Linked DNA regions of Homo sapiens: region 1 is linked to region 2. The links are chromatin loops, found by intact Hi-C in ENCODE. Cell type or tissue: spleen. All regions are shown on one strand. Links, peaks and the distances in the headings refer to the core of each region. The heading gives the core; the rest is flanking DNA. Region 1 has its middle 8.8 kb from the start of CHMP6. Region 2 overlaps BAIAP2 (BAR/IMD domain containing adaptor protein 2).

The links. Peaks named below come from ENCODE experiments on the same cell type or tissue, not always from the same donor. Only the 100,000 strongest peaks of a DNase experiment are listed, where the experiment ranks them.
Region 1: a loop joins it to region 2, with 3 times the contacts of the local background. A loop is called at or near these places in 78 of 110 quality-filtered maps.

The regions. Positions count from the first base shown.
Region 1 is chr17:80,974,960-80,991,025 of GRCh38, forward strand. It overlaps the pseudogene RPL12P37. Among named protein-coding and RNA genes, the nearest start is that of CHMP6, 8.8 kb to the right of the region's middle. RefSeq lists silencers at 6,417-6,576, 6,826-7,005 and enhancers at 6,796-7,295, 14,238-14,427. In spleen, for the core only: CTCF peaks have their summits at 14,185 (motif pointing right) and 14,385; a DNase peak (open chromatin) is centred at 13,097; H3K4me3 peaks cover 1,120 bases; H3K27ac peaks cover 1,495 bases.
Region 2 is chr17:81,096,577-81,099,076 of GRCh38, forward strand. The region is part of intron 6 of BAIAP2 (BAR/IMD domain containing adaptor protein 2); the gene reads left to right. Among named protein-coding and RNA genes, the nearest start is that of MIR657, 28 kb to the right of the region's middle. RefSeq lists enhancers at 1-54, 55-944. In spleen, for the core only: a CTCF peak has its summit at 1,011 (motif pointing left); a DNase peak (open chromatin) is centred at 967; H3K4me3 peaks cover 1,195 bases; H3K27ac peaks cover 732 bases; H3K27me3 peaks cover 1,479 bases.

The sequences.
Region 1 (16,066 bases), core at 12,821-15,320, 110 kb before region 2:
AATTCAAAGTGGATCAATGACCTAAATACATGAAATAAAATTATAAAACAGCTAGAAAAAAACATAGAAGTCAATTTTAATGACCCTGGGTTTGGCAATGGATTCTTAGATTTGACACCAAAAGCACATGCAACAAAAGAAAAAATAGATAAATTGGACTTCATAAAAATGAAAAACTTGTGCATCAGAAGACATTATCCTGCCAGGCACAGTGGCTCAGGCCTGTAATCCTAGATCTTTGGGAGGCTGAGGCAGGAGGATTGCCTGAGCCCAGGAGTTCAAGATTCAAGACCAGCCTGGGCAACATAGCAAGACCTTGTCTCTACAAATTAAAAAAAAAAATAGCTGGTTGTAGCGTCACGTGCCTGTGGTCCCAGCTACTTGGAAGGCTGAGGCAGGAGAATCACTTGAGCCTGGGAGGTTGAGGCTGCAGTGAGCTATGATCACACCACTGCACTCCAACCTGGGTGACAGAGCCAGACCCCTGTCTCAAAAAAGAATGTGAAAAGACAACCTACAGAAATGGATTAAACTATTTGCAAATAATGTATGTGATAAGGGTTTAATATCCAGAACATATAAGGAATTCTTACAACTCAACGACAAAAAGTCAAACAACCCAGGCCAGGCGCAGGAGTTCACACCTGTAATTCCAACATTTTGAGAGGCCAAGGCAGGCGGATCACTTGAGGCCAGGAGTGCAAGACCAGCCTGGCCAACATGGTGAAACCCCGTCTCTACTAAAAACACAAAAATTAGCCAGGTGTGGTGGTGGACGCCTGTCATCCCAACTACTCAAGAGGCTGAGGCAGGAGAATCGCTGGAACTCAGGAGGTGGAGGCTGTAGTGAGCCAAGATTGTGCCACTGCACTCCAGCCTGGGTGATAGAGCAAGTCTCCATCTCAAAAATAATAATAATAATAATAAGCCAGGCACGGTGGCTCATGCCTGTAATCCCAGCATTTTGGGAGGCCGAGGCAGGCAGATCACAAGGTCAAGAGATTGAGACCATGATGGCCAACATGGTGAAACCTCATCTCTACTAAAAATACAAACATTAGCTGGGCATGGTGGTGCGCACCTGTAGTCCCAGCTACTCGGGAAGCTGAAGCAGGAGAATCACTTGAACCAGGGAGGTGGAGGTTACAGTGAGCCGAGATCGTGCCACTGTACTCCAGCCTGGTGACAGAGTGAGACTCTGTCTCCAAAAAAATAAAAATAAAAAATACAAATAAAAAAATTTTAAAAAGACAAGCAACCTAATTTTAAAATGGTCAGAGGATTTAAATACCTTCTCCAAAGCAGGTGAACAAATGGCCAATAAGCACATGAAAAGATGCTCATTACCAGTCATTAGGGAAATGGACATGAAAACTACAATGAGATTCCACTTCACACCTTCTAGGATGGCTTCAATTTAGAAAGAAAACCAGCTTTTGGCAACTCCCTTCAGTTGTCCCGAACCCTGGTTCATCTGACACCAGCTGCTTCACCATGCTCTGAAGTTCCACCCCAACAAGAGCAAAGTCGTACACCTGAGGTGCAGCGGGGGCAAAGTCGGTGCCACGTCTGCACTGGCCCCCGAGACCGGCCCCCTGGGTCTGTCTCCAAAAAAGGCTGGTGATGACATTGCCAAGGCAACCGGTGACTGGTGGTCTGAGGATTACAGCGAAACTGACCATTCAGAACAGACAGGCCCAGACTGAGGTGGTGCCTTCTGCCTCTGCCCTGATCATCAACGCCCTCAAGGAACTGCCAGGAGACAGAAAGAAACAGAAAAACATCAAACACAGTGGAAATATCACTTTTGATGAGATTGTCAACATTGCTCCACAGATGTGGCACTGATCTTTAGCCAGAGAACTCTCTGGAACCATTAAAAAGATCCTGGGGACTGCCCAGTCTCTGGGCTGCAATGCTGATGGCCTCCATCCTCATGACATCATAGATGACATCAACAATGGTGCCGGGGAATGCCCAGCTAGTTAAGAAGCACAAAGGAAAATATTTCAATAAAGGATCATTTGACAATTAAAAAAAAAAAAAAAGAAAACCAGAAAGTCAGAAGGGTTGGTGAAGATGTGGACAAATCGAAACCTTCCCGCATTGCTGGTGAAAATGGAAAATGGTGCAGCCACTGGGGAAAATCGTTCGGCGGTTCCTCAAGAAGTTAAGCACGGGATCAGCGTTGGACCCAGCAATTCCACTCCCAGATATATACCCAAGAGAAATGAAAACATGTCCATGCAGAAATTTGTACAGGAATATTTATAGGACATTATTCATAATGGCCAAAAGGCAGAAACAACAAAAGGTCCAACAATGAATGAATGGATAAACATGATGCAGTATATTCATACCATGGAATATTACGCAGCCTTGAAAAGGAAGCACTGAAGCTACAACGAGGATGCCTCCTGCAAACACACGGAATGAAAGAGGCCGGATTCCAGAGGCCATATTGTGCAATTCCTTTTATATGACATATCTGGAATAGGTAAAACCAGCCCAACTACAGAAAGGAGACTGATGGCACCAGGGGTGGGGGGAGAGGAGGAATGAGGGGTGCCACTTGGTATTTTTCTTTTCTTTTCTTTTTTTTCTTTTTTTGAGACGGAGTTTTGCTGTCATTGCCCAGGCTGGAGTGCAATGGCGTGATCTCAGCTCACCGCAACTAATTTTGTATTCTTAGTAGAGACGGAGTTTCTCCATGTTGGTCAGGCTGGTCTCAAACTCCCGACCTCAGGTGATCTGCCTGCCTCAGCCTCCCAGAGTGCTGGGATTACAGGCATGAGCCACCTAGCCCAGCCCTTACTGAGTATTTTTCTGGGGTGATTAAAATGTTTTGACACCAGATAGAGAAGGTGGTTGTACAACATTGTGAATACACTGAATGCCACTGAAATGTACACTTTAAAATGGTTAACGGGGCTAGGCGCAGTGGCTCACACCTGTAATCACAGCACTTTGGGAGGCCAAGGTGAGCGGATCACCTGAGGTCAGGAGTTCAAGACCAGCTTGGTCAACATGCCGTCTCAGCTAAAAATACAAAAATTAGCCAGATGTGGTGGTGCATACCTGTCATCCCAGCTACTCGGGAGGCTGAGACAAGAGAATCACTTGAACCTGGGAGGCAGAGGTTGCAGTGAGCCAAAATTGCACCACTGCACTCCAGCCTGGGCAACAGAGCAAGACTCTGTCTCAATAAATAAATAAATAATAAAATAAAATTTTATTTTATTTTGTGGTGGCACAGACTGTAGTCCTAGCTACACGGGAGGCCGAGGTGGGAGGATTGCCTGGGCCCAGGAGTTGGAGGCTGCAGTGAGCTATAGTTGCCACCGCACCCCAGCCTGCGTGACAGAATGAGACCCTGTCTCTAAAAAATAAAAATAAAATAAACTAGTTAATTGCAGGTTATATGAATTCCACTTCCATTCTTTTTCATTGACAAAAATACAAACTGACGCCAGAGAATGCGGCTCCGGTCATGCCTTTGGTCCCTCCAGGTTCAAGCGAGAGGATTTGCTGTGAGAAACAGAAGTCTCTTAAGAGTGTTAAGAGTGCAACCTGAGAGGGAGGGTGCCCACTGTTGTGGTCTGAACATCGTGTCCCTCCAAAACCCCTGTTGGCACCGAATCCCCAGTCTAGCGTATTAAGAGGTGGGGCCCTTCCGGGTAATTGGGTCATGAGGGCGCCTCCCCTGTGAGTGGGATTAAGGCCTGTGTAAGAGGCTTCACACCTCAGCTCCCTTTTGCTGTCCTGCCTCCCGCCATGGGGGGACACAGAGCTCAAGGCGCCATCGTGGAAGCAGAGAGCCGCCCTCCCCAGGCACGGGAATCCAGCACCTTGACCTTGGACTTCTCAGCCTCCAGAACTGCAAGAAAGAAATGTCCATTGTTCATAAATTACCCAGTCTCCGAATTCTGTTACAGCAGCATGAACAGACTAAGACCCAAGAACTCGCCAAGGACCGTAAGGGGCCCGGAGTCGTGAGACACAAATTCAGGCCTGGAACAGCCCAGAGAAACAGGCGGACATCAGGCAGCCCCAGGGACCCGCTGCTCTCATGGTCACGAGGCTAGCAGCCCGGCCTCCAGCTCTGTAATCCCCTCATCTCTGGGGGAAGTCACCTGGAGGGGCCCCTGTGGCCAGGACTGAGGCCTCCTGCCCACAGCCACTCAGATGAGCATGGAGGCGACTCTGGCAGCCTCCCAGGCTTGAGATGAACCCGGCCAGCAGCTGAGCTGCAGAATTCTGACTCCAGGGGCAGCCTGTGCCACACACATTCATCGTCTATCACACGCGAGAAGTGACCCAAGGACTCAGCAGCTGAAAGCAGCCGACATCATCCCACACACTCCCAGGCCAGGAGACCGGAAGCGGCTCAGCAGGAAGCCGGGCTCAGGTCTCCCGGGGGTGGCCATCCAGCTGTCAGCCAAGATGGAGGCCACCGTGCCATTAATGACCCAATCTCAAAAGTGACCTGCCATCACTCTCCTCTGCCCTTGGTCACTCAGACCAACCCAGCGCAGTGTGTGTGGGGACGCAAGGACCGTTTGAGGGCCTGTGGCAGCCTCCTGTGTCCGTAGCTGATGTGAGCTCATCCCACCTCCCCGGGCTTCTTCCTGCCCCAAGCCTGGCCTTCTCACCCCCTTCCTGGCTCTCTTCAAGCCATCCCACCCAGCATCCTTCCTGACCTTCAGACCACAGGCATAGCTCACCCAAAACACACCCTCCAGGCCTCAGTGGCCCCCCTCCTGGGCGCTCATGTCCCCTCAGGCGCGTGAGCCTCCCAGCCACCTGATTCCGGCCACCACCATCACTCCCGGGGGGCCGCTGCAGCTGCCTGCCTGGCAGTTCCAGCTCCACCCAGCACAGGCCGCTTTACTCCTCCCTGCCTCAGTTTCTCCCGTGGAATGCAGACGGTCCCCCATCCTCCTGGAAGGCTGGCTGTGTGGGAGCTGGGGCAGTAGTGTGTGTGCAGCCTGTGACCCCTGGGTCGGCCGATGTCATCTCCCAAGTGGCGCCACGTCTGCCCAGGGGCTTAGGCCAAAGGCTGACCTCGCCTTCATGCCCCTTCCCCTCAGGGCCGCTCCTGCCCATCCAGCAGCTCTCACCGGGTTGACCCGTGGCCTTCAAGCCTGTTTCCCACCGCGACCCCTTCTCCCCAGGGGGAGCAGCCAGGATGAAAACCCAAGTGAGGTCAGTCCCTCCTGGGCAAGGGCCAAGCGCTTCCGGCTGTCCGAGAACAGGGGCGGACCAGCCCCAGGGCTGCCATGCCCCACCCACCATCCAGTCCTGGCACTGCACTGTCACCCCGCTGTCCTTCTATCTGGGGTTCAGGCTCCTGAGATCAGATGCCACATCCTCAACTACCCACCCAACATCCCTCCAGCCCAGCACCACCTCCATTCCCCTGTGTCCCTTGTCATATGCAAACTCCATGACAAAGGGACTGCAGTTCTCAGAGCAGGGCCTGCCCATGGTAGGCGCTGAAGGAATGAATGAATATGAATGAGTGTATGAGTGAGTGAGTGAGTGAGCGAATGAGTGGGTGAAAAAGTTAATGAGCAAGTGTATGAATGGGTGGGTGTGTGAGTGGGTGGGTGAGTGGGTGGGTGAATGGGCGGATGAGTCAAAGAATGAGTCAGTGAATGAGTGTGTGAGTGAGTGTGTGTGTGTGAGTGTGTGTGTGAATGAGTGGGTGAATGAATGAGTGTGTGAGTGAATGAGTGGGTGAATGAGAGGATGAATGAATGAATGAGTGAAGGAGTGGGTGACTGAGTGAATGAGTGAGGGAGTGGGTGAGTGAATGAATGAATGAGGGAGGGAGGGAGTGAATGAGTGAGTCAGTGAGGGACAGAGAGACGGAGTGAGGGAGTTAAAGAGTGGGTGAATGAGTCAATGAGTGAGAGAATGAATGAGTAAATGAGTGAGCCAGTGAGGGACGGAGGGAGTGAGTTAATGAGCAGGTGAATGAATGAGTGAATGAGGAAGTGAGTGAATAAGCGGGTGAATGAATGAATGAGGGAGGAAATGAATGCGCAGGTGAATGAATGAATGAATGAGTGAAGAGGGAGGGAGGGAGCAGGTGAATAAATGGATGAGTGAATGAGTGAGGTAGTGACTTCATCAAGCCCCGCAGGTCCCGCAGCCACAGGGCCTCCCACTCCCCGTGCCCCCGCCCCCGCGCCCCCGCGGGTTTCCGGGACCCCAGTCTCTGCTGCCCTCCGCGCAGGAGCCTGCACAGGGTAGGGGCCCGCGAGGACCCCGGGGCGGCCTGCCGAGGTCTGGGGGCCTCCCTTAGGGGTCTGCGGGTCTCTCCCCCAGGGGTGTGGGGTCCTGCCTCCTCCGGGCTGAGGTCCTCCCACCGGGGTCCGGGGTCCCGCCTGCGGGGTCCGGGGTCTCTCCCACCGGGGTCCGGGGTCCCGCCTGCGGGGTCCGGGGTCTCTCCCACCGGGGTCTGGGGGCCGCCCCAGCTGCGAGGGCCGCCGGCTTCCCCTGTCCTGCAGCGCCACCGCGTGGCCGCCGCGGCCGCTGCTCCTTCCCCTGGCGCGGGGGTCGCCGCTGCCAGCCGGGGCGGGACAGGCTGCTGGGACGTCAGCCCCGAGGCCCCGCGCCACCCCTTCCTGCCCCATTTCTACCGTAGCTCTCAAGCACCCAAAAGATGTCTTCGCCCTTAACCCCCTGCAGCCCAGCGCCCCCACTCCACGGGTCTCTGAGGGTCCCCAGCAAGCAGGGTCTTCCCTCTGGGCCACCCGGCCCTCCTCTGGGAGCAGCCCACTTCTCCCCGGCGCTGCCGCAGCCCCTCCGAGGACACCTTCTCTTCCCTAGGCCGCCCATTGCCGCGCCCCAGGGAGTGTCTGCAGCCACGGGTCCCTCCAACCCCGCACTTGTGTCCAGCACCAGCACTTTCTGGGCTCTCGCCCATTCCTTGAGGATTTGCTTCTTTTGACTTGCTCCAGAATGTTCGTCGGGCTCATCATTTTCTCTGCTCCCTGAGTCACCGCTGCTTAGTCTGACCCTGAAGATCCCACCAGGAGCGTGGGAGCCCCTGCCTGGACACTCCCCCGGCCCATGGAGAAGGTGGCAGCTCTCCCACATCCGCTGGGCCCCACCGACGCGGGGCACCTGCAAGGAGGGGTGCAGCCCCCAGTTCATGATCTCAGGGTCTCCTGGCCCAAGCCAGGCGTCAGCACGCAGCCCAGGCAAGTCACCTGCAACACGGCAAAAGGCCCTTTCCCTCCCTGCATGCCTCTCGGCCCCACCTTCCCTCCCTCCCCACTAGGCATGGGCTCAGGTGTGGGTGTGACTCCTGGGCCAGGCAGCCGTGGGTCTTCACCCACCATGGCTGCAGCTGACCAGGCTGGGACTGGAAGGCGGAGAAGGAGGGCTGCCCTCTCCACCCAACGGCCCTCCAGCCCTAGGAGGAAGCTGGCTGCGTGGTCAGGGAAGAGATGAGGGACAGAGAGTGGGGAGGGCTTCCTCCACTGGTGACTGCATTGGTCAGTTCCTGCACCCAGAAGGCCTAGGGCCACCTCTGTGGAGTGGAGCCACCAGCACGACCCCCAGAGGCTGGTGGACACCTGGGTGGAGGGACCAGCTGGATGATGATGTCATGTCCACGTCATTGGTGCCTCACAAGAACCACCTTTTCTCACCGGCTGCCTCTCCATTCGTGTGTCATTTGAAGGCCACCCCAAATGTCACCTCCTCAATGGAACCTTCCCGGATCCCCACAGCCTTCCCATCCCATGTTCCAGGCCGGCTGTGGGCAGCTTGGCCCAATGCTGCCTGCTGAGGGATCCCGGGTGAGTGTCCCCAGCAGGAAGGGCCCTCGTGAGACAGGGGCGGCGGGAGAGGAGTAGAATCTGTGTCCTTGTTCCTGGGTCTGGCCCATGTGAGGTCTTGCCGTGGCGGGTGGGCCTTTTCACGCTGGTGCTGGCGGCAGCTGTGGCCATCACCAAGGGTTTCCTGCGGTCCCTGCAACCTCCCGACTCTAAACACTCGCCATGTCCCCGAGATCCAGGGATGGGACTCCCCGGCCTTCATTCCTCCAACTCTTAATGATTTTTGAAGCACTTGATCCTTTGTATTAAATACCTCCCTCCTTGAAATGCCCAGAGGGGTTCCTGCTTTCCAGGGCAAACCTCAGGTGATGACCTCATTGCTAAGTTAAGGGCGGATTGTGCCTCCCCAAAACTCACAGGTTGAAGTCCTACCCCCTAGCGCCGCAGAATGGGACCTCAGTTGGAGATGATGTCATTGCAGATGTAATTAGTTAATGTGGGTGGTGTTGGGGCAGGTTCCTCCATATAACATATTGTCCTTATAAAAAGGGAACATTTGGCCAGGCGCGGTGGCTCACGCCTGTAATCTCAGCACTTTGGGAGGCTGAGGCAGGCGGATCACAAGGTCAGGAGATCGAGACCATCCTGGCTAACATGGTGAAACCCTGTCTCTACTAACAATACAAAAAATTAGCCGGGCGTGGTGGCAGGCGCCTGTAGTCCCAGCTACTCGGGAGGCTGAGGCAGAAGAATGGCGTGAACCCGGGAGGCAGAGCTTGTAGTGAGCCGAGATCGCACCACTGCCCTCTAGCCTGGGCGACGGAGCGAGACTCCATCTCAAAAAAAAAAAAAAGGAGGAGGGGAACATTTGGACACAATCATAACACAAGAGAACACGTCGGGAAGATGAAGGCAGAGGACGGGGGGATGTTTCTACAAACCAAGGGACACCGACGCCGCCCACAGTCACCAGGGGCCGGGGGACACATGGGCCGGATTCTCCCTCGGAGCCTCAGAAGGAATCCTCCCTGCTGACTGCAAGGACCGGGGCGGGCCGGCAATTTCCGACAGCAGGGGAAGGATGACATCTTTAAAATCACACACAAGGGCCCTGCAGTCTCAGTTGAAGTCAGAGGGAGAAAATCAGAAAACAAGGAGGAACAGTGAAGAAAATCTTCTGGTAGCAAGACCACGGCATCCGAAAATGATTTCCCAAGTTTTACCCTACGGCTCGGAGGATTACAACGGAAATTAAATTCTCAGCCTCCCCAGGTAACCTGTGTGAACCTTAGAGCAGAGCGGGGGGAAGTGGGGATGGAAGGACCTGAGGGGTAACCCTGATCCCCTGCCCAGGGAGTCCCACTCAGCCTTGCTTGCCGGCAGAAGCCACCCTCCTCCCTATCTGAGGCAGCTCCCACACTGGGAGACCTCACCTGAAGCATCTGCCTGGGGCAGGAGGCTGATTCCCCTCGAGACCCAGGCCCGTCACCCCTGGTTGCCTCTAACCCCATAGCTGGAGTGAGATCCCAGCTGACTCCAGGGAGAAGAATAAAAACCTGCCACACCCCAAGATCATCAAGATTTTGCTAATTCAAGCTGGAGACTAGTGGTGAGCGTGGATCCCACTGTCAGGGCGGCTGCACACTCCAGGGACTCTGAGCTCAACTGTCTGCCTGAGTATCTGTGAGAAACTGGAGCTGTTCGCTCTATTTGTTGCTGGAAACTTGGACTTGGACGGGCGTGGTGGCTCACACCTGTAATCCCAGCATTTTGGGAGGCCAAGGCAAGTGAATCACCTGAGGTCAGGAGTTCGAGACCAGCCTGGCCAACATGGTGAAACCCCATCTCTACTAAAAATACAAAAAATTAGCCAGGCGTGGTGGCAGGCGCCTGTAATCCCAGCTACTCAGGAGGCTGAGGCCGGAGAATCGCTTGAACCCTGGAGGCAGAGGTTGCAGGGAGCCGAGATCACGCCATTGCACTCCAGCCTGGGCAACAGAATGAGACTGTCTCAAAAAGAAAGAAACCTGGACTTAACAGTGGCCCAGCTGAGATTCCAGGATTTCCTCAGTAGAGCACAGAGAGAAGAATCCAGCAGCGTAGAGAGCCAGGAATGCCAAATGGATTCGTCAGATGCAACCCATTGGCTGAGTCCCTCATCACCTCCCCAAAACATTCCTTACAAAGGCCTGCAACTTGCCCACAAGGAGGCTCTGAGCTCTGCCGCCAACAAGACTGTGTCCCCTGATCTCTCACGTGACCCTGGAGTGGCAAAGACCGAGAGTCTGAGATGGGACAGGCTCGGTGACAGAAGGAGCGGCCAGCTGGGAGCAGAGAGTGCCACAGGGGTCAGGGCCCTTGGCTAATGGGTCAAGCATCCCCAGAACTGAAAAAGATGGACAGTCTATGAAAGCTTAAATTGATCATTTTTTTAAAAACCAGGTCAGGCGCGGTGGCTCTTGCCTATAATCCCAGCGCTTTGAGAGGACAAGGACTGAGGATCACTTGAGCCCAGGAGTTCGAGACCCACCTCGGCAACATAATGAGAACCCTATCTCTACAAAAAATACACAGATTAGCCAAGCATGGTTGTGTGCACCTGTGGTCCCAGCTACTCGGGAGGCTGAGTGGGGTGGATCACCTGAGCCCAGGAGGTCAAGGCTGCAGTGAGCTGTGACGGCACCACTGCACTCTAGCCTGGGCAACAGTGAGACCCTGTCTCCAAAAAAAAAAAAAAAATACAATAACAAAAACAAACCCAGATCTAGGCCAGGCGCAGGGGCTCACGCCTGTAATCCCCGCACTTCCGGAGACCAAGGTGGGTGGATCACCTGAGGTCAGGAGTTCAAGACCAGCCTGGCCAACATGGTGAGACTCCCATCTCTACTAAAAATACAAAAAATTACCCAGGTCTGGCGGCTCATGCCTGTAATCCCAGGTACTCGGGAAGCTGAGGCATGAGAATCACTTGAACCTGGGAGGCGGAGGCTGCAGTGAGCCAAGATCACGCCACTGCACTCCAGCCTGGGTGACAGAGTGAGACTGTCTCACAAAAAAAAAAAAAAGAAAAAGAAAAAAGAAAAAAACCAGATCTGCCATGAAATACCTTAATGGAGAGTGGCGATCCCTCACCAGTTCCCCGGCCTGACCAGTCCCAGGACTGGGCCCCCAAATAAAGGGGAGAACATGCCTCTCCGTGGAAGGGCAGACACCAACACCTTCAAGTCTCCCTGCTGCCTTCTCTAAGCACCTACAACCATTGCTCTGGTCATCTTTTGCTGAGTAACAAATCACCCCAAAACTCAGTGGCTTAAAACAATAACAAACACGTATTTTGCTCACAAATCTGTGATTTAGGCAAAGTACACCAGAGAAGGCTCGTCTCTGCTCCGTGTGACATCAGCTGGGGTGGCTCAGCGGATGAGGGGACTAGAACATTTCCCTTCTAAGAAGGCTCATCCCATGGCTGGCCAGGTGGTGTCAGTGGGCGGTTCCTCCCAGGGGCTGCTTGGCTCCTCCTGACTTGGTGGCTGAGTTCCAAGAACGAGAGTCCAGGAGACACCAGGTAGACACTGTGTCTTATTTTAGTTTAGTTTAGTTTAGTTTTTTGAGATGGAGTCTCACACTGTCATCCAGGCTGGAGTGCAGTGGCATGATCTCAACTCACTGCAACCTCCGCCTCCCAGGTTCAAGCAATTCTCCTGCCTCAGCCTCCCAAGTAGCTGGGACTACAGGTGTGCACCACCACGTTAGCTAATTTTTGTATTTTTAGTAGAGACAGCGTTTCACCATGTTTGCCAGGATGGTCTCAAACTCCTGACCTTGAGTGATCTGCCCGCCTCAGCCTCCTAAAGTGCTGGGATTATAGGTGTGAGCCACCATGCCTGGCCATCTTTTTTTTTTTTTTTTTTTTTTTAAATAGAGATGGGGTCTCACTGGGTTGCCCAGGCTGGTCTTGAACTCCTGAGCTCAAATAATCCTCCCACCTCAGCCTCCCAAAGTGCTGGGATTACAGGTGTGAACCACCACACCCAGCCTTGTGTCATCTTTTGTCACCTGGTCTCAGAAGTGACATGGCACCACTGCCGCCATAATTAAAGGCTCAGCGGTGTGCCACTGTCACCCCTCAGCTCCAAATCCACCCTTCCTAGGCCTGTTTGTGCTGGTGGAGCTGGACCCTGTAAACGTTTCTCCTCTTCTGGCCAGCTCAGCCTGAGGCTTTGACGGGAGAGGGAGCTGGAGGTTGCAGCGAGGCCTGGCAGAGAATGGGGCCTCCCTGTCTGACCCCTTCCTTGCTGCAGCTGCCAGTGGCTCCGTGTGCGGGTGACTCCTCCGTGAGTCTCTGCCACCCATGGGCTGCTTCTCGCAGACACCCCCCGTCTGTCGTGCTCCCCAGCAAGATTCTCAAGCACCTGGCAGGAGTTCCTGTTAGAAAAGCTCTGGCCCAGATGCACCCCTCAGTGAGTTTCTCGGCCAACTGGCAGGCTCCCCACGGACGGCTAGGCTCTCACCCTGCAGTAACTTCCTCCACCACGGGCAGGGACAGCCTGCAGGGTCCAGCAGAGCCCAGGGCAACTTCCTCCACCGCGGGCAGGGGAAGCCTGCAGGGTCCAGCAGAGCCCAGGGCAACTTCCTCCACTGCGGGCAGGGGCAGCCTGCAGGGTCCAGCAGAGCCAGGCCCAGCCTTGAGTTGGGATGTTCTTCCAGGTTCTTGGTTTCTCCTCGTGTGCTCCCTGTCTGTCCTAGAAACACACGCTGCTTCTGGCACTGCTATTCCTGTATTCCTCAGAGTTCTCTTGTAACCTTTTAATAGTGAAACCTCCTTTTCTAGTTTATAATTCTTTATATTAAATGTTCCTGTTCAAATTACTGGTGTGGTTTCTGTCTCCTGCCTGGAACCTAATGGTACAGAGTTAGCACAAGGAGAGGTCCCAGGAGGGCATTTGGGGACTGTTTGCATCGTCCCTAGGGTGTGAATGCCTGGCTGAGTTTCCTGCCAATGGGAAACGGGGTGCTGGGCCCCACTTTGCAGTGGATTTGCTGTGGCCTCTGGTTGGGTAAAAAAAAGGGCTGGGTGAGACTGGTGCCGGGGTGCCCAAGCGGCTGCTGCCCTTCAGAGCAGAACAGCAAGGACACCCCAGGACTGTGGACTGGGGGTTCCTGCTCCACACACTGGGCGTTCACAGCAATCAGATGGCTGGCAGGAGCAGCTCCTCCCAGGCCTCGGGTCAGCTGAGAGGCAGAGAATGTTCGTGGCAGCCCTCACAGGAGCTGCTGTTTGTGGTCCCTACGGGGCTGACATTGCTGGAAATCAAACACAATGTTCAGTCCCGCGTGTCACCTGATCACAGGGTCAGCTGAGCGCACAGCCTTGCCCGTGTCCTCACTTGAGAGGCAGAATGCTGACAGGACAGCACCCCTGACCCAGAGTGGAGGCAGCGCCCGGAACCCCGTGGAGCTCACAGTCGGCTCCTGCCAGGGTGCCCCGAGGCTCCCTTGCCAGTGGGAGTGGTGGTGGCTGAGGTTGCTGGTGCTCCTGAGTTTGAAAACCCTCAAGAGCCCACCGTTAAGACCCTTGTGAGAGGTTGCCGTCCTCCCCAAGCCAGCACAGCCACCTCCTGTTGCCTACAATTAGCATCAGATCTTAGGGATCCGGGACAGCGTGACACAGAAGACAACAGCTCATGCTGGGACTTGGGAATTTTTTCTGTAAGAGAACAAACAGCACCCAGGCACGGTGGCTCACGCTTGTAATCCCAGCACTTTGGGAGGCCGAGGTGGGTGGATTACCTGAGGTCAGGAGTTTGTGATCAGCCTGGTCAACTTGGTGAAACTCCTTCTCTACCAAAAATACAAAAAAAAATTAGCTGGGCGCGGTGGCAGCTGCCTGTAGTACCAGCTACTCAGGAGGCTGAGGCAGGAGAATCGCTTGAACCTGGGAGGCAGAGGCTGCAGTGAGCTGAGATCACACCACTGCATTCCAGCCTGGGTGACAAAGTGAGACTCTGTCTCAAAAAAAAATAAAAATAAAAAATCAAACAGTAAATATCAGGCTCCGTGAGCCACATACGGCCTCTGGCCACCTTGCTCTTGCTCTTCTCCTTCTCCCTCCTCCATTCCTCCTCCTTTTCGGTGTGTGTGTGTGTGTGTGTGTGTGTGTGTGTGTGTGTGTGTTTTACAATCCTTAAGAAATGTAAAATCCACTCTTAACTCAAAGGCTGTACAAAAAAATAGATTCCAGGCCGGATGTGGCCCGCAGGCTGTAGTTTGGCAAACCCTGGCTTACATGCTACAAGAATTCAGAGATATTTCAGATAGATATCGCGGGGAACCTGGGGAGAACCTGCGGGAGTGGATTCGGGGGGGTTGGACCGGGAACACCGAATCGGAACACTAGAGGGGGCTGAAGTCCCTGATCTGGGGGCCTTGATCGCTCTGCCGGGTCTGCAGCTGCAGCCACAGCTAAGCGCTCCCTCGCGCGACGGCTGAAGCTCAGACCCAGAGGCCCGCAGGTCACGAACCCAAGACCCCAGACCCTCCATGGCCTGCTGTGGAGGAGAGAATCCGAAGGTCCACGGACAGGCAGTCCGTGAGTGTGACCTGCACGCCCACACCCAGCCACGCCCTGCAGGCTCAGAAGCACCACCTTCCCGGACGTGAGGAACACCCGGGCGAGGGGAGCCCCTGCACCCTGAAAAGTCCTGCTACTGCTCTCCTTCGTAGGCCAAGTGTGACCGCGGGGAGAGGGGTGCCCCGGCAGAGATGCGCTCCTTGATCTCCATGGGGTGACACATCCCAGAGCAGCAGCAGGACAGGGGGCAACCGCCGCCGTCAAGTCCCACGCGGGCTGTGTGTGCCAGCGGCGGCAGAAGGAACTGGCGCTCGGGATGCCGTGGCCTGCAGGGTCCTCCGGCGAATCACAGTGCCCAGGGTGAAACAAAGGGTTGGCAGACCAGAGTGCTGTTTGTCTTACACAACAGAAACAAAACTCTGGGTCTGGTGGCCAAACCTGACTTGAGTCACCACAGTGGACAGCCACGGCCTCTCACCTGTTTCCAGGCTGAGCCAATTCACAGACCTGGAGCCCTTGAGTTGGGGGCCAGGTTCCTTGAGGGAGACCCCTGAAGCATTGCTGCAAGGAATACAGCAGCAAAGCCACGGGAAGAGTCCCCCAAAGGGACCTGTACCTGTTTACCAAAGTAACTGTGTAACAGAGGGAGGGAAATACTCAAGCGTCTCAGGAATGACAAGACACTGGCATCAAATGGATTCCAATTCCTTTTCTTTTTCTTTTTCTTTTTTTGGAGACAGAGTATCACACTGTCGCCCAGGCTGGAGTACAGTGGTGTGATCTCAGCTCACTGCAACCTCCACCTCCCAAGTTCAAGCGATTCTCCTGCCTCAGCCTCCCAAGTAGCTGCGATTACAGGTGCATGCCACCATGCCCCACTAACTTTTGTAGTTTTGTAGAGACACGGTCCACTATGTGAGGCCAGGCTGATGTCGAACTCCTGACCTCAGGTGATCCACCCACCTCAGCCTCCCAAAGTGCTGGTATTACAGGCGTGAGCCACCACACCTGGCCAGATGGAGTCTGCTAGAGTCTCGGGGATTTTATAGGGACAGGATGGGGGCGTGGCAGGCCAGGGTGGTCTTTGGAAATGCAACATTTGGGCAGGAAAACAAAAATCCCTGTCCTCACCTAGGTTTGTGGGCACAGGCGGTGGGGGGATCCCTAGCCAAGGATCACGCCTTCCTCTACCCAGCTCTTCCTTCCCCCTTCATGAGGAGCAGGGAGTAGCAAGTCTTTTTTTTTTTTTTCCTCAACGTCCCCATGGACACCAAGGAAAAAAGTACTTCAGATGTCTTGGTGAGACAAATCAGAGGGTGGGAGATGAACCCCACAAAAATTCAGGGGCCCCCTCACCTCAGTGAAGGTTCTGGAGTCCAGAGGTTTGGAACAGGTGATAATTATTCTCCTTTTGATGTTATTTGTTATATTTTTTGTAGAGACGGGGGTCTTGCTATGTTGCCAGGCTGGTCTTGAACTCCTGGCCTCAAGCCATCCTCAGCTGAGTGCTTTTCTTTGACACTTAGTGAATGCTCAGGAACCACAGTCAGGATACTCAGGCGGGAACCGGGGTGGCTTCTCCCTTTTACCCTTTATCCCCATTCATGTGTTTCTTAGCCCCCCAGGGAAGAATGCTTCTGTGGGGGACGCAGCCACGATTCCTTGGAAGGAGAAGCTGAGCCCAGCCATGCTGGTCTCCTCC
Region 2 (2,500 bases), core at 1-2,500:
CTCATCTCCAGGCCCCTCCTTGTGCACAAGCCCACTTGTTTCTCGGAGCACACCCTCCCCACCCAGTCCCTTTGATCCTGAAGGTCAGGAAAGGAGTCCAGCAGCCAGGCTGAGGCTGGAGCACAGCGGGCTCAGGTGTCCTCCTCCATGGCTGCAGTATGTGGCGTCCTGGCCACGGCCATCATGCCCTCCCCAGGCCCCAGGGTACCCCTGAATCTGGCTGTCGCACTCTACCCCTTCCTGGAGAAGGAGCCTCAGAGGTCACTGGAGGTTCTTGGGAGCAGGAGCAGGAAGCCCTGGTAGGTGCATGTTGCATAACCAGAGGAAAAGTACTTCGCGCTCCAGCTGTGGAGGAGGAGGAGGTGGAGGAGAAAGTAGAGGAGGAGAAGAAGGAGAAAGGAGAGGAGGAGGAGGAGGAGGCAGCGGCAGTGGGGGTGGCGGCAGAGGCCTCAGCATGGAGCAGAGCTTGCTGGAAAGTCTGCTTAAGGTTGCCTTGCAGGGCCTCTCACCTGTGATCAAACTTCTCACTTCCTAAATGCCATCTCAGGTCCCCTTTAGGTGACCCTGTGGCCAGGCCCTACAGCGCCTCTGGAGGGTCAAGGCCTACTGGGGATAGGAGTAGCAAGCCCGTTGTTTTGAGGGGCAGGTGGGGTTTAGTGTGGGAAAGCAGGGTGGGCTGCAAGGGCAGGGGAGCGCCGGGCTCCGTGTTGGGGGATGTGGCTGGGCAGGCTCTGGCCTTGGGGACAGCATGGTCTGCTCACACTGGCCAGCAGGCAGAGCCAGTGCCCGGTGGTAGTGCTGGGACCGACCCACACCCTGCCAGGCTGGTTCTCACCCCTGTAGTGGAGGCTTGCGGGGGTAGGCAGCCAGGGAACAGGCTGCTCCGCTCCCCTCCCCGCCGCCCACCCGGCCCGGCACTGCCCACCCACGCTGAGTCAGAGCTGTAGGCGGGGCGGCCGCGAGGCTGAGTCAGGCAGGGGAGGCCGCCCCCTTGCGGAGGCCGCATCTTCTTAAGAGCCGATTCTGAACTGACCACTCCTTGACGGGCAATCCCGGTGGACGGGGGGTCTGAGTCCTGCTGTGGAGGGTCTGCCTGAGGCCGGTAGGGGCTCAGCCCAAGGTAGGTAGGCACAGGAGGAGAGGCGAGACAGAGGAGAGCTGGAAAGACCTTCCTGGCAGAGGAGAAGCTGGCTCCCTGCTGAAGCAGCTAGCCTCCTGCGGCCTCCCAGGAGGGGCCTGGGTGTGTCCCTGGGGACAGGGTCTGTGCCTCGGGTGCTCCTCCCTTGCCCTCACCAGCCACCCACAGCCTCATCAGCGTTTTGGGATGGAAAGTTTCCAGCCTACAAAACCGGAGAGCCCTTGACATCCAGGGTCCCAGTCGAGCCCTCCCACTGTCGGGCTGGGGTTCTGGAATCGGGAACCCCGGGTGCCGGGTGTCAGCTGTGCCATAGGGCTGTGGTGTCACGCGCTACCCCAGACCTCAGGCACATGATCCCCAGGCCAGCTGGGGTCATGGAGGGGCCAGCGGGGGGTGGGGAGGCATGCTCCTCCCAGAGGGACAGAGGCAGAGAGCCCTGGGGTTTGGAACTGTCACTTCCACCTACAGCCCTGTTGGTCAGGTGAGTCATACAACAAGCCCTGCACCCATGGGCAGGCTGGGAGGCGCCTCTGCCCAGGATGGGAGCACAGTCCGGGGCCTGGGAGGCAGCGGCCGCCCTCAGCTTCTTCGCCACTCTCTCCCCCAAACTCCCCCTCTCCAGTTTCCTCCCGAGGCTCACGTTGGAGAGGCCTGGGCTCAGCTACAGTTTCTTGGTCTGGCTTTGCTTGCACTACTTCTTTTAAAGTTTTTTTTTTTTAAATTGTGATAAAATACACGTAACTAATACAGTTGACCACGGTAACCATCTTTAAGTGCACAGTTCAGCGGCATTAGCGCATTCATGGGGTTGTGCGATCACCACCACCATCCATCTCCAGAACTTTCCATCTTCCCAAACTAAAGCTCTTAGTACCCTCCGTCCTGGTGTGTTCAGAATCGGTAGCTGGATCTGGAAGCTCTGTCAGGTTGAGACTCAGTTTTCCTTTTGGGGAAATCATTTTGGCTGGAGCAGCTTCTGTCGTCTTTGCTGGAACCCTTTCTGGGCCGACTGTGTGTCCACCAAGAAGCACAGAGTGGCCAAGACGTGACAGCCGCCATGGTCAGAGCCAGGGCCACAGACGCAAGGGCTGCCGAGCGGCTGACCGCCGGGTCAGGGTGGGGACCGCCTGCTGGCTGCCCTGGTTCTAGGGTCTGGCTTGACTACCTGTCTTTCCTGTGCCCAAGAGCACCTGCCAGGGCTGAGGGTTTTCCAAAGCTTCCGCGTTTGTCTGGGACACATTCTCCCCGTCCCCCCATCCCCCCATCCCCCCATCCCCCCATCCCCCCATCCCACGGGGACACCCGGGTGGGCACTCAGGCAGCTCCAAGGTGGAAGGGCAGCAATCAGGCCTACTTCTCATT